2 separate regions of the Mus musculus genome follow, and region 2 is linked to region 1. A link is a loop called in an ENCODE intact Hi-C map of the cell type or tissue named here. Cell type or tissue: heart. All regions are shown on one strand.

Region 1 (8,000 bases):
TGTATAATAAATTACTATTTAATTAACAATTTAATCAAGAAGATTGATTATTACATCATCATTAAAATAATAACTTTTCATGATACAATGTAAAAAATCAAAACAAAACCCTGTGGTATATGTCAAGCAAAACTACCAATACTATACTGTTAATTCTAAGTGAATTTTATCTTTATTGGTGTATATGTAAATTTTTTTAATATATGCTTTAATTAGGTGTGGCCTTGTGCATGTGTGTGTAGGTGCCCAAGGCCAGCAGGGAATAAGAACTCACTGGAGCTGGAGTTGTGGGCCATTGTGAACTTCCCGACATGGGTGCTGGGGGCCAAACTCTAGAAGAACAATACATGCTCTTAACTTCTGAGACATTTTTCTAGCTCCCAGATATTTACATCTTTGTAGACATAAAATCCTGTCATCACACACTGACCATAAGATCCAGCACCTCTCCAGGTGATGGTCCTGGAGCTGATACTATCTGTCTCTCTGTGGCTGCCATCTCTTCTCCTCAGTCTCACAAACCTAGAAAAGCCAAATGACCAATGGTTCCTTTGGGTGCCTCTGAAAAAAAGACCTAGTGGTCTCTAATTCTTGGGCAACTTCATGTACTGTTTCTACTACCTGGGACCTTCAAACCTTCCCCATATCTCTCCATTCAAGGACTTGCTGCACCATGCTTTTCAATATCTTTCTTCTCTCTCTCTCTCTCTCTCTCTCTCTCTCTCTCTCTCTCTCTCTCCCCTCTTTCTATCTCTCTCTGTCTCTGTCTATCTCTGTCCCTTTGTCCCTCTTTCTGTATCTCTGTCCTATTTCTCTTTGTCTCTGTCTCTGTCTCTCTGTCTCTGTCCCTCTTTCTGTATCTCTGTCCTATTTCTTTTTCTCTCTGTCTCTCTCCCCATCTCCCCATCTCTCTCTGTCTCCCTCTCTCCCTCTTCCCCCCCCCTCCTGTCCCCCCATGAGTCATAAGTGATCATCTCACCACAAACCTTGTTCCAGGTTTGTTCACCTGTACTCTCTGCCGACTAAAAACTCCAAGAAAGTGTGGCTTTCACATGGGTCCTCATTGCTAACATAAGCATTCACAAATACATATTAACATAGTAGTGTTAAAGGACATTAAAATCATAAATGCTAGCTTTTTTCTCAGCTTTTCACTTCTCTTGAGCACTTGTTTCATATCTTTACAATTAAAGCCTGTTAGACACACTTTGAGAAGTGACCTTTCATCCCACTGGTGCGAGATCACAGATCCCTTGTGTCTGCAACCCAAATGGGATCATAGATGACCTACTTAAAAGTGTGACTACCTCCAGGAATGGAGTAACTCTCTTCCTTTGCAGGAGAATCTTTTGAAACATTGGATGAAACCTCTGAAGAGGACAATGGTAAGAAAGAGGTAAGTGAGAGCCCCTGTTTTCAAGTCATATTAATTTAAAGGAAAGTCTTCAATTTATGGAAACTACCAATACATTTCTCTTATCCTGAAGGACTTTACCTACTAATCATTTTACAGATTTCAGTAGGAAGATTTCTCTTTGCCAAGCCTATAATAGGTTGCTAACATACTCTTGTGTAAATATTATACAAATGACTAACAAATTCAAGAGATGGCAGAATATCTTGAATTTATCTTGAATCATATTAGCACACTAGCATCAGCAAGGATAATGATGGCTGAAATCTGAGCCCCTTTACCTCTGTCATGTTCTGAATTTGGCCAGGTTCAAAGGCTGCCACAGCTTCTACAACTACCTCTGCAAAGCATCTCGGATTATTCAGTCTGGAAAGCAGCAGCTAGCCCCTAGAATCACAGTCTTTGATGAATGCAGTGCAGAGTATTCTAATCTCTTCTGTCCTGGACTAAACTGAATTTCTCAGAAAGCTCCACACTAACCATCTAGGCCTAGGATAGCAAAAGAAAAATTCAATTAAAAAATCATGTAAAGAAAACAGTTAAAGGTAAAAATATAAAGTAAATTTAGTTTACTTGGCAAGCTAACCAAGCTTATGGAACTCAGCCTCTTGACATATTTTAGAGATGGAAAAGAGCCAGGGAAGCTAGTATTCTTGTACCTGTTTAAAAAGAATGGTGCTTGTCCATCAGTTTTTTTTTAAATGGCACACACACTTATAGTTCTTGTATTTGAGAAATCTAGTTTGAGGCAGAAAGCTAATGACTGCATGATATTCTTTCTTTCTTCTTTAAAGCAAAAGCATTGAGAAGCTGAGGGTTTAAGGAAAGACAGAAATAGCAGCCAGTTGAATGTATACACGAACCCATCCAGCTGTGTTTTTGAGTAGATGTTTTTTATTCCCAAGTGTTAGATGTTGCTTATGTTTGAGGCCTACTACCATGTTCCTTCCCACCACTATCATCCCAGAACATGGTTTTCCTTGAGATGGCAAGATAACCCCTCAAAGCCCTGCCCATCAAGAGACCCCTGTTCTGGTCCTTCAGGATGGAGTATGTACAATGACCACTGTAAGAGTCCCAGGCTTGCCTCCTCTGCTCTGTGTCAGGTCCCACACCAGCACTCCTCTGTCCATCAAACCCTTGTGTTCTAGTTTTCTTTCTGTTGTTGCGACAGACTACAACATCAACTTGGAGAAGAAAGGAATTTATTTCAGCTCATAATTTTACATTAGAATCCAGCTTTGATGGGAAGTAAAGGCTAGAACTTCCCATCACTGCCACACTTAAGAGCAGGAAGAAATAAATACATACGCATTTACCGTCGTACTTACTTGCCTGTGCTCAATTTGATTTCTCTGCTCCTGAATAGTTCAGGACCCCCTGCAGAAGGAATAAAACTGCACACACCAGACTGACTCTTCCTCAAGTAACTTAACTGAGGCAGTGCCATGTAGACATGCCCACAAGCCACTGCAATGCAGACAATCCTACTTGAGACTCTCTTCTCAGATGATTCCAGAATGCATCAAGTTGACAAAGCTTAACCATTATACTTTCTTTAAAAAGACCTGAAATCTGATTTATGTTTTCATATCCACTTTTAGAATCAAGAAAATGAGGAATTGATAGAAGAGAATATTAACATCTAAAGAGTCGCCTGGAAAGTTCAGTTCGCTGCCTAAGCTTTTCAAAATGACCATGAAAATATTTATTTCTGGAGATAGAGACAAGCCAAAGTTTATGTGCCTTTTATGTGATAATGTGAATTAAAGCATCTCACACTAACCAACCAACTCTCCAAATGATGTTATTTCTGTATTTAGACTGGGGTGGGGGGATAAAATAAGACTCTTAAGATTTTCTTGTAGGCTTATATTTTTTTAAACCTACTTTTAATAAGGATTCTCAAACACTTCGACCCCCTTCTAGCCCATCATCCAAAGGTAGGGGAGAATAGATGGTAAATAGGACAAGGGGATGTGGACATGTTTAGAAAGTAGTATTTTGGGGTGATTCCAATCTCAGTTTGTCAGGATACTAGCAGTCCTATTCAGTAGTGTCTTAGGGTCTTACTGCTGTGAACAGACACCATGACCAAGGCAGTCATAGACAACACTTAATTGGGACGAGCTTACAGATTCAGAGGTAAAGTCCATTATTATCAAGATGAGAGCATGGAAAAGTACAGGCAGGCATGGTACAGGCAAGACTGAGAGTCCTACATCTTCATCTGAAGGCTGCTAAAAGACTAACTTCCAGGCAGCTAGGATGGAGGTATTAAAGCCCACACCCACAGTGATACACCTACTCCAACAAGGCCACACCTCCAAATAGTGCCACTCCCTTTGCCAAGCATATACAAACCATCACAAATCAGCAGCAGTGGCACTATCCAGCAGAAACCTCCAGGCCTCTGGGAGGAGACAGGGTTTGAAGAATGCAAAGACAATGAATGGAGAGTTACCCCTCAATCTGAAACAAGCATCAGGAGAGGGGAGACGCGTTCTCTACCAACAGCTTATGAGGATATCAGTGTATTTATGGAGGAAGGGGTGGTTAGCCTCGTTTTGAAGAGGAAGCAATGGAACTTAGAGAATTCAGATAAATTGCTTGATATCTTCACTATGTGATGGACTCACTATACAGTTGTGAGCTGGTTTAATCATGTGCCATTTGCTAGGCTGCTGAGGTTGTCTTGGTCTTATTTTCGAAATCTAGGCTACTAAAGAGAAGTATACAGGCCCAATTTCAATGATTGTCAGTGTCCGGCTTGATGCATAGTCTGGATTGTAAAGATCCTATGTAAAACTCCAACGTAGGAATTGATCCTGTCACAGAGATCTAGATCTCTGCCACACCCGAAGCTCAACAACAACCTGAAAAGAACATGTAGAGCTCTTTTATTCCTACTCGCCTACAAAAAGCAGGAACTGGTAGCAAGATAACCACAGAATTCACATATAAAAAAGCTCTAGAGTTTGTGACTGTCAGAAATCCAGTAAAGCACGGTTATTCAGATCTTGTTACCTTATTATATAAAAGTAGAGGGGAATCGTTTTTACACTGGTGGTTAACTGCCCACACAACAGCAAACAAGGAGTAGATAAGGGCAAAGATCTCAGCTCATAAATCTCACTGGTATAAATATCCAGGTTTTTGTTTCTAGTTCAGGGAGTGTAATTTCTTACAGGTCTTAAGTACTGGAGTAAATGCTGATGGGACTAAAGAGAGAAGAGCTCAGAGATTTCCTTTTTGGACTTGTAACACTTTCACCTGTGCAGTGGGAGCAGTTTATTTAGCCCCAAGTCTGTACCACACCAACAATGTAGTGAATGCCCAGCTCCACCTCTTGCAGAATCAACACATTTTCTTTCCTGGTATCTGAGACTTCCACAGCTCAGTGTCTTCATCTAGTGGTCGGTAGTAAAACTGAAACTTGAAAACTGGGATTCAATAACCCAAAATGACAAGGCAGACTGATTTTTCAATCCCCGCCCCTAATGCTTTGACTCTGGTTGTAAACAGCCAGTGTAAACATTTGGGGAGAATTAGGAGGTGTGGCCTTGTTAAAGTATGTGTGACCTTTTTTCAGTTGTGGGGGAGGGTGGTGGTGGTGGTGGTTAAAGCTTTCAAAAAAATCCCAAACAAGGCAAAGTCCTTGTTCTCTCTGCTGCCTGCAGATCAGGATGTGAAGTTCTCAGCGACTGCTCCTAGGCCACGCCTGTCTGCTTTCCACCAGAGTGAATCCCCTGAAACTGGAAGCAAGCCCACAATTACTTTCTTCCATACGGGGTGATTTGTTCATATTGTCTTTCACAGCAACAGAACAATAACTAAGACAGTCCCCATCCTGCTGTTTGCCTTAGATATGACTTCTGTATTGCTGAAAGTCAAATAAAGAAATATATCTCCTCTGTTCTGCTCACTGTTGAGCCCAAGGTCCTCGGCACACAGTAGGTTCTCAACACACACTTGTTGACGGGATGAACAAATGAGTAACCAAACAAGAAACAACCATCATTCAAACGATGATTGCAGTCCCAGGATTCATTTAAGCAGTATAACTTATATACAGTTTACACATCCTTAGTACCATAGTAAAGAAGGCACAGACACACAGCCACTACGGTGGAGACAAAGAACAAGATCCTTTCCTAATATCATTGCCACCTGTCTGTGCAGGGAGTGGGGTGCTCCTGGCAAGCAGTCCAGGAGATATTCAGGTTATTTCTGGGTCCTGGGAGTCTGGGCCTCTGAAATGCAAGGTATCTGCAGCAATATGGACTCAAATTCTGCCTTTAGAGGGCAGCCAAGAGCAATAGCAATAAGGCTCTGTGTTTAGGGAGTCTTTGATAGCCCTAACCAACAGCTCAAAAGATGATTTATAAAGGGTGGTGCTGCCGTTTCGGTTAGATGAATTTTGACTTTTGGAGGAGGCATTGTCAGACAAGATGGGGAATTTTTATTTAAACCAATATATTTATGCACGGACTTCCATAACTACAGGTATTTTTAGGTAGAGAGCTAGTAGTATGACTCCTTATGACTTTTTCAGCCATCCTTACTGTTATTTTACCTTCTTCCTTCTGGATTTATCATCCTTCACACACACACACACACACACACACACACACACACACACACACACAGTAATTAGAGTGCTCCTATTTTTCCCATTTCCCACATCAAACCATTTTACCCTATGATTCCCCTCTCTATGGCTCTGTGGCCACTTCACTCAGCAATGGTCCCTCTCAACTTGCCTTGTTTGTACAGTTACTCCAGTATATGTGCTCGTGAGTACATTTTGAAAGTTTATATATGCCCAGCTAGACTGTGGCTTGATTCTGTTTTCCCTTTTGGAGTTTTTTTTTTTTTTTGAGGGGGGGTATTTGATATTTCAGACTTTTTTGTTTTGTTTGCTTCTAAACAATGATCCTCTCCCATTTGACTTTCTTACTAAATACAGGTGTCTGCCATGGAAAATCTCCCATGGTTCCTCCGTTAGGAAAAGCCTGGGACTCCCTAGTGGCTAACCCTCTCCCTAACCAACCTTTTTTTCCTTTGGTTAATAGTCTGGTGCATCAAGGCCCTGGTCTTTCAAGACACACAAATGTGCCTCTCATCTCCCCCTCAGCCTCTTCCTCCACCATCCAGCAGGCACCTCCTCTTTCTGACTCTACACGGGTGACCAGAGCAGCTCTGAAGCTACTGTCAGTCGGAAACTGCCAGTTACAGAGCACAGTGCCAGACCAAGGTGCAAGCCGGCTGAGAAGGAAGTGGAGACTACCAGAGGGAAGGTGCTGAGGGGCCTGCCTCATGGGGAACTGTTTGCAGAGGACAACCAGGTGAGCTCACTCCCTCCTGCGAGCAGAGACCTGAGCCAGAGGTGAAAGAAAAAAAGAGGACAGCTTTTAGGGTGAATGGACTAGGGAAGGGGTGTGACAAGAATTCAGTCCCTCCTGAGCCATACACCATGTGACTATCCTTACAGGTTTTCACACACAGAGACAATGAGAACATAAGAACAGGTGAAATGAGAGAAAGAACTTATTAAAGGAGGACTCCTGTCCATCTAAGAAATGAAACAGCTGTCCTGGGGCTGGGGAAAGGCATCCTTTCTTGGGCCCTGGATGTTCCTGAATGAGTTATATGTGCCCACCCTTTCGGGGAGTCTTTATAAATTTAAAATAAACACCACATTTCCTGCCATGTTGAGACGGCAGTTAGTACACTTATAGGCGGGTTAAGGAAAAGGTCTTGTCACTAGGGAGAAGACTTGCCTTCATCTTCCTGGACTTTGGTCTCCTCATTTTAAATGGAAAAAAAATTTATAATCCTACCCGGAGGTTCCAAGTGTAGATGGTGGCACCATGGTCCCTGACAGAGAAGGTCTCAGTGATGGGGGACTCTTCTCAATTTTCAGAGCAAATTTTTCATTCAATCAAAGAGAACACATGTAAAAGAAAATATGATCACACAAAATAAGAGAATTTCTATGGTATAAAGTTAGGTGATCTATAGAGGTCTGGCAGGGGGTCTTCCTTGCTGCCTTGGTCTTATATAACATATAAAGGGGAACATAGAAAAATGACGTCTTACACAAATGCTACTTACCCAAAGGAGGCTTGGCAGTATTCACGTCTTTTCCAGAGAGCCAGTATTTGCCCTGGACTCTCCCAAGCCTCCTCCTGCTTCTAGTAGCCTTAGTAAGATTATGAATGGCTGCCCTTATAGCTCCCTGTGACATCCTGTAAAGCACAATTGCTTCTTAATTTCTGCTCACTGCTTTGTGAATGCCTGGTTCTTGCCTTTGTTTCTGGCACACAGCAGGTACTCAGTGCTAGACTGATGACTGGAAGCATTCCTGAGGAGAGAGAAAGCAAAATGAAGATATGGTATAGATGAAGAAGCAGTGATAGATGACATACCTGCACTTTCGTGTTTCAGAACTTTGCTGTGGGGTTAAGTGGTGTAGCACCAAAGTATATTTACTATGAGAAGGTGAAGTGTATAGAAATACAAGCAGAAGAAGATGAGATGAGCTGCTAACCACACTTAGAGTTACAGCTTTATACCCACAGTC
Region 2 (8,000 bases), 330 kb before region 1:
CTTTGTTTTATTGCTTGGAATATCTTCTTTCATCTGCTTACCTTGAGGAGATGTTTATCCTTCGTGTTAAAGTCTGTTTCTTGGATGCAGCAAAATATAGATCCTGTTTTTTAATTCAATCTGTTATGTTGCTCTTATTAAATTGGGGAATTGAGGCCTGAATATTGGGAGTTACCTATGAAGAAAGATTATTGATTGTTGTTAAGAGGATCACCCTACCTCCTCTGATTTTCTGGTCTGGGATTATTTGTTTGTATTTTCTTACATATGGTTAGCCTCTTTAGATTGAAATTATCCTTCTAGTGCCTTCTGTAGAGCTTGGTTGGTAGAGAGATGCTGCCTCTACCTAAATTTGATCTTATCGTGGAATATTTTCCTTTCCCTATTTAGTGTAATTGATATTTTTGTGGAGTGTAGTAATCTGGGCTAATATTGGTGGTCTCTTCAGATTCTGTGAACCATTCTTCCAGGATGTTCAGGCTTTTAGATTCTCTACTGAGAACTCAGGTGTTAGTCTAGTAGGTCTGGTTTTATACATTACTTGATCTTTCCCCCTTAAAACTTTTATTAGTTTTTCTTTTTTTCTGTATATTTAGAGTTTTGATAATTTTGTGTCCAGGGGAATTATTTCTTCTGATCTTGTCTACTTGGTGTCTTTTATGCTTCTTCTACCTTTATTGGTATTTCCTTCTTTAGATTGAGAAAATTTTCTTCTATGATTTTGTTGAAAATATTTTCTGTGTCTTTGACCTGGGTTTTTCTTCTCCTTCCTCTATTCCTATTATTAGTAAATTTGCTCAGTTCATACTGTCCCAGGTTTTCTGGTGTTTTATGCCTAGATTTTTAAAAAAATTTAATATTTTCTTTGATTGAGGAATCCATTTTCTTTTATTTTGTCTTCAAAACCTGATATTCTCTCTCTCATCTCTGATAGCCCTGTGGTGAGGCTTATCCCTGAGGTATTTGTTTGACTTTCCTAAATTTTTCATTTCCAGTTTTCTCTTAGTTTTGATGCTCTTTAATGGTGCTATTTCCACTTCACTATTTTTATTATTTTGTTCCACTGTTTGCATTTTCACAAACTTCATTTAGAAATTTATTTATAACCTCTTTAAGATCCTTGAATGTATTTACAATTGCTATTTTGAAGTCCTTGTCTTAAGTTTTAGTTATATTAGATTTCTCAGGATCTACTCTAGGTTACTGGGTTCTGCATGAGGCTTAGCATCCTAGTTGTTAATCATTGTATTTTTGCATTCATGTCTAGACATCTGTGGTTAAGATAATTAAAGTGATTTTAGGTGTTGATAGCTAGTCTTGGTTTTCCTGGGTGAATATTCTTTGGTTTCTTTTACCCTGTCTGGATTTCAGAAATGTGTGATTTCTATGGGTGGCCTGGTTAGGAATGCTTCTGCAGGTCTGTGGGTGGCACAGAGGAACAGAGGTGGCCTAGGAGAAAAGGCTGAGAGAGGTTTCAGGAAATCCTGTTCACATCCAGTGGTATGGTCTCAGGGAGTTGGGCGTGTAGTGGGAACAGAGGATCCTGCAAGTCGGTTATAGTAAAGCAGTGAATTGTTCAGAAAGACAGGGATGAAAGGGCCAGGGTTTCCTGGGTCTGAACCAAGAGTGGAAGACTTCAGTGGATGGAATTGAGGTAGGAGGCGGGCTTTGTGCTGAGGGTGAGGATGTGGATCCTAAAGGAGGAGGACAAACAGGATAGTTCGATTCACTTACCCGAGACTTTTCCTGCTGTAGCCACTTGTAGCAATCATTTTGAGGTATGGTGGATGACACAAAGAGATGGAAAGAAAGAGGAAAGCTTGGCCAGTTACAAGTTTTGGTGGAGTCCCAAGAGAATGGAAGGACAGAGAGAGGGAAGGAGGGAGAGAGGGTGGGAGGGAAGTAAGGCAGAGAGAACCCTACAAGCAGTCTACTACAGGACTGGGACTGCACTCATTATTACAGACTTTCTCTTTAGTATCACTTCTGCCATAGTTCACATGCTTTCTTATGCTGTATTTCCCTTCTTTATTTAATTCAAAATAAACTTTTAAATTCCCCTTGCCCATTCTCCAATGATTCACTTTCCTTTCCTTTTCTTTTCTTTTCTTTTCTTTTCTTTTCTTTTCTTTTCTTTTCTTTTCTTTTCTTTTTCTCTCTTTCTCTCTCTTTTTTTCGAGACAGAGTTTTTTGTTGTTGTTGTTGTTGTTTGTTTGTTTGTTTGTTTGTATAGCCCTGGATGTCCTGGAACTCACTCTGTAGACCAGGCTGGCCTCGAACTCAGAAATCCTCCTGCCTCTGGCTCCCAAGTGCTGGGATTAAAGGCATGTGCCACCACGCCTGGCTCCACTTTTCATTCAGAAATATGCTGTTCAATCTTTATATACTCATATAATTTGTATATTTATATTTATTATATAATTATATAAATAACATTTATATAATTTCTCTCACTGTTACCTTCTAGGTTATTCCAGAAAAGACAGATGTGTCTGATAATTCTTGAATTTGTTGCTGTTTTCATGTCCTGATATATGTCTTGTTCTACATAAAAGTTATATAAGTGAAAATTCATAGAAAAGCAGAAATAAAATTTGAAATGGTTATACTTCAGGTCAAGAGGGGAAACAAAACCAGAACTATAAAAGGACCTCTAAAATTTCCTTCAATACCATGAATGGAAGACTGGCAAAACAAACAAACAATTCAAAACCAAGATTTATGCCAATATAAAGCAACATACTTTATAGAATTTAACTATAGATATAATAACATGAAAACCTATGGTCATTAACTTTTTAATAACATTCAATCCTGCTAACATAAACTCTCCACTAAATGTAGACTACCTTTATAATGCTGCACATAATGGTGGTTCAGGTCTGTAATCCTAGATCTTTGGTAGGATTATAAATTCAAGGCTAACTTCAGCAACTCAACAAGACTCTCATAGAATAAAATAAATAAAATGAAATGAATAAAAAATAAAATGGTGTGATGTGAGGTTCAATCCCCAATACTGTAAACAAATAATCAAATACAAACACAAAAGTGGAAATTCTTATCAATAGCCAACTTTTGTCCTGGCATTAATGCCATTACATATTGTTGTATTTTGTATACTCATCCACGTTAGACTCTTGAGTGTTTTGGATTCTTGGGTGTTTTATACTTGGAATCATGCACATATTGCAGAAAAGTAAGGCAAAAGAATATTTTGCTAATTATACCATTCGAAAGAGCATTCTGGTGACATTTACACAAGGCAAAATATCTTTCCAAGGAGTTATCCTCCTGAAAAATGTTCCTGAGAGTTCTTTACATTGGTACTTTGAGCTGCAGAATTCTCAGCACATTTCTAAACACACTCCTCCACTAAGAGACATGACCAGACTAAGGTGATTTCTGAAATCTCTACAATGACTTCAGTCTCCTATAATGCCTGCTTTAAGAAATGTCATTGCCACCAGGGGTATTTCCTGCTTGTTCTGGCTAAAATGTCGTAGCACTAAGCATGTGAGTGAGCCCCTGAGCTTCTTTAAGGAAGTTTATCTTTAGAAAGTCGCAGTTGCAAATTCTTTATCTGCTCATTGGCATCTGAATTTCACCCCCTAAAACTCTTTGTACAATGGCCGATGAAGTGAGTGTTGGTTTCTCTCACTTTCACGAGTGGGAGCTCAGGACTTGGGCTCCCTAAGCTGGGCTTGTATACACAGAATGTGGAGGATGCAAAATCTTGGCTACAGTTAAATGTTTCTGAGTTCTCAAGATGAATTCAAAATTAATTGCATAATAAATCCAAGGTGTTTCTGGCTGCGCTAACTCAGGATGCACTTTAGAAGTTCATTTGAATCTTGCCTCTGAACACACAACATAAACAGTGCACTGTGCGTGCATGTGTCCAGCTGATCATGCCAAGGAGAGCTAATTACAGACTACTGTATGTTATAAATTACAATGTTTTCTATTGTAATTTACATATAAAGTCTTTCACTCTCATAGAAATGTCATGACTTAATGACAGTATTTTCATTTGGCTATCTAAATATATATATGTATATATGTGTATATGTGATATATGTATATTTGTATATATGTATACATAAATACATATCCAAAAATCATTGCTTGAATTACTGACTTGAGTTTCACCAAAAAAAAATCAATAAATAAAATTTAGCTTAGGACTAGAGCAGAATTTGCAATAACTTTTAAAGTGACCCTAAACATCCTTCATATCTTTTACCATGTAACATCCTTCATATCTTTTACCATGTATTCATGGGAAGTAGTGCTATCAACATGACTGATGATTCATAGACTTGAGGAATGTTGAAGATGCTCCATGTCCTGCAGTATTAAATGTGCAGCCACGTTTTAATTATTTGTGTAAAAACAAACAAGCATGTTCCTTTCACTACGATGCAAGCTTACTTTTGTTTTTAATGAATGGTAAAACTGTATGCACGCAAGGAATTGTTTTAAAATCATTTTCTTTATGAATTATTACCAGTGAATACTTGGTTTGTATGTCTATTTTATATATCTGTGCATCTGGAGTTACATAAAATTTTCTCAGACCAAAAAAAAAATGTCAAATGGAAAGGCTTAAGAAGCTTTGCACTGGCTCCTGTGTGGTGACATTTGAAGATAAGCCTGCTGAGGAAATATTGTAAGTCACATAAGTTCATTAGAGAAGGATCTTGGTTGGTAGGAAATCTGGATTTCTCAGTTCTCACACTCTGGGGAAGTCCATGTGAGCACAGGATGAGAAGACTGCTATTGGAAAGCCAGGAAGACAGCTTGAACCAGACTCTAAATCAGTAGACCCCCAATCTTGGAATTCTAGTTGGCAGAAGTATGGAAGATGTCTATGGTTATACCACCTTGTATGTACCAGATCTCATTTAACTGAGAAATGAAATTCCACTGTTTTGTTTAGCTCACTCTTTGTTTGACACTTTAGTCTAATAGCCCTAGCCAAGCAATAGACACAAGAGGGCAGCAACTCCCCTTTTCTCTTTCCAGCCCCCAAAGAGGGTAAGGGCCAAACTTCAGCTTTAAGACCACCTTACTCTGGCTCCACCACTGCTCACAGATGTAAAGAATTGAGGAAGTTTGCCCTCTAGGGTAAGTACCAGTGAACCAGATGGCCTTGTCATGTGGAACAAAATTTCCCTAACATGCCGAGATCCCTTTAGTGTTAAGTTAGCATTGTAACATTCACCAGCCTTTTTTTTCAGGGAGAAGCAGAGTTCTATTACATGTGCTCTTCTTCCCTATTGAGATAGTTGTTGAATAAAGTTCTATCCTCATCATTCTGACATCTGTGATTTTCTTTTAACAGCACCAACTTTATGGAATGAACTGCTTTGGGGTCTCAAGAGTAGAGTTAGTTGAGTTCAATCAACTTTCTTTTTCTCTTTCTCACATGTGTGTGTGTGTGTGTGTGTGTGTGTGTGTGTGTGTGTGTGTGTGTGTGTGTGTGTGTGTGTGTGTAAGAGAGAGATAGACAGAGAAAGAGACAGACAAGGACAGAGATTGGAACTTGACTAGTAGAGGTTCAAGTAAGAAAAATAAATGACCAAAGTAATAAACACAAACTGAGGGTGCTTACAGTCAGTTAATCATTTGAATTGCTTAGTGAAGTAGAAGATTCTCTTTAATTTATTCAATTTATTTTAAAGAAACCCTAAACTCCTAAAACAATGAAATCCACTCATATTTAAAACTCCTGGGGTGGAAAAACACTGAATTATCTTCCAAGCATCTTACTATCTATCCAAATTAGTAATGTGTGATAACCTGGGGATATCATGCAACTCATTTAGGTGTGGTGTGATGTTCAATGAGTTGGTAATAGCTCAGTCATTATTACATTTCATTGATATTACCTTGAGTGGAAATATGACTAAAAGTCAGTACAGGGAGACAAACATACAAAATTAGATTGTCCCATGAATTCAAGGGAAGATGAGGTTGATGTGTAAAATACATTAAAGCAAATGGTACTATTTACAAATAGGAATGAAATGAAGTAAGTGAAGAAATTAATAGTGAACAATGGCACAGCTTTAGAACCAGAGAAAATATACTGTGAAATACAAGAAAGGAAAGGACCAGCAAGCCTGGCAGATTTGAGAGGGATTGGTACAACATGGTGGCTAATTTTATGAATCAGGTTGAATTGGCCACAGTAACCAAATACATAGTCAAACATCATTCTAGGTTGTCAACAAAGGCATTCTCAAGTGGAATTAACATATATTATTATTCTCTGTATGTGGGTAGGTTTCATCTAGTTTGTTGGAAACCTAAATAGAATGGGGACTCCTTTTATCTTCTTGCACTCTCTATAATTATTTTTGAAATATTTTGATGCTTCCCTTACTAATAATTTCCATCTTTTTATTGTTGTACAGTATTCTGTTGCACGGATGGACCTCAATCTGCTAACCAGGTCAACAATTGCTAGAAATTTAGATGGTTTTCATGTTGGAGCTATTATCAATAAAGGTACTATAAGCATTTGTATACAAATAAAAATAAAACAAAGTAGGATGGAATTTCTCCTGAAGACAGAATTCTGCCAACAACTAGGCTTTAGTCTTTAAAAAAAAAACAACAAAAAAAACAACAACAACAAAAAACTTGGCCTTCCCTGAGTTTGAAGCCTGACAGTCTACTTACAGGGCCTGCAATCATCCCTGGTCACATATTTCATATCTATTTTTTTATATTAATATATACTTCCCTCTCTCTTTTCTCCCTCTCATCACCCCTCTCTAGCTCCCACTTCCACTACAAAATTGCTTCTCTAGAAATTTCCCAACACAGGCAAATTCCCCAAAACTGGCAAAATTGTTTCATCCCCTTAATAAATTTCTCTTTCTCTGGCAATGAGAAACATGGCTTATTGTTATAAAGAAACCAATCAAGGCCCAGGAGTATAATTTGGTTGAGTGCTTGCCCAGCACCCACAAAGCCCCTAGCCTGATCCTCAACCTTGCATAATCCAGTTACAGTGGCTCCTGGCGATGAGGCCAGTGCTTGGATGGCAGAGATTGAAGAAGCAAAGATTCAAAGTCATTCTTGATTATGCTGGGGGTTTGAGATTAACCTTAGCTGCATGAGACTACCTTTACATTTAAAAAAAAAAAAAAAAAGAAAACAGAAACACTTGACACTGTCACTTAATTTTCTAAAACTAAAAAAAGCAGCATTCTTGATTTTCCCCCTTCAGGTTCTGATAAACTATAATGAAGCATCAATAACTCTAAAATCTTTCTATCATAATTACAGGATTAATTACATACACTTCCCAATCTTTCAGTCCAAGGAGAAATTAAATATTATTGGGCTTTTGCAAGGAATTAATTTTTTCTCAAGCCTGGAAATTCTTACGGACATCTGATTTTCTAATTTACCATTTCCCATTTGCATTTGGGCATTAAGCACAGTTATAATTAAACCTTGCTCCAATAAGCCTGAGGAAAGGAGTGGGGTGAGCCAAACAAGCTTGGGATTTGAAACCCCTTGCAGACATTATGATGAATACTTCCTGGGGAAGAGACAGGCACTCTTTGAGAAACCTAAAAATATCTCATGATGCTTTTCCGACAGTAAAGATGATTTCCATGCACAGCAGTGGATCCATAGACAATTTCTTCACTGTTCCATTTTTTTTTCTTTGTACACTGAAGAATATTGCCCTTCTGGGGAAAAAAGGCCTAGGCTTTCGCTAAGGCCAAAGAGCAAGAAAGCATGAGAGACATGGCAGTGAGCTTGTACAAGAGTATTATGGACATGTGATGGAACTTTGTCTTACATAGCAAATGTATACATTGTAGATCAGCATCTCTTCATATAGAGAGAAGTATTAGATTTAGCTGTTACATCCTATAATATCTCTGACTTGAACTGGCAATTCAAAAGGAATGGCTTGCCACATATAAGTGTATACAACTATAACCCCAGAACTCAGAAAGCTGAGGCAGTAG

The links. A loop is a pair of places that touch in the nucleus more often than their neighbours do. Peaks named below come from ENCODE experiments on the same cell type or tissue, not always from the same donor. Only the 100,000 strongest peaks of a DNase experiment are listed, where the experiment ranks them.
Region 2: a loop joins it to region 1, with 2.7 times the contacts of the local background. A loop is called at or near these places in 3 of 42 quality-filtered maps.

What each region holds. Positions count from the first base shown.
Region 1 is chr16:45,603,799-45,611,798 of GRCm38, forward strand. Slc9c1 (solute carrier family 9, subfamily C (Na+-transporting carboxylic acid decarboxylase), member 1) reads left to right here. Exons shown (of 28, transcript NM_198106.4): 27 at 1,341-1,396; 28 at 3,019-3,203. The coding sequence ends at 3,063. Gcsam (germinal center associated, signaling and motility) reads left to right here and starts at 6,642. Exons shown (of 5, transcript NM_008099.4): 1 at 6,642-6,762. The coding sequence starts at 6,734. In heart, CTCF peaks have their summits at 4,831 and 5,713 (motif pointing right); no DNase peak of the experiment used is centred here.
Region 2 is chr16:45,278,182-45,286,181 of GRCm38, forward strand. No RefSeq gene overlaps it. Among named protein-coding and RNA genes, the nearest start is that of Btla, 58 kb to the left of the region's middle. In heart, a CTCF peak has its summit at 5,000 (motif pointing right); a DNase peak (open chromatin) is centred at 5,020.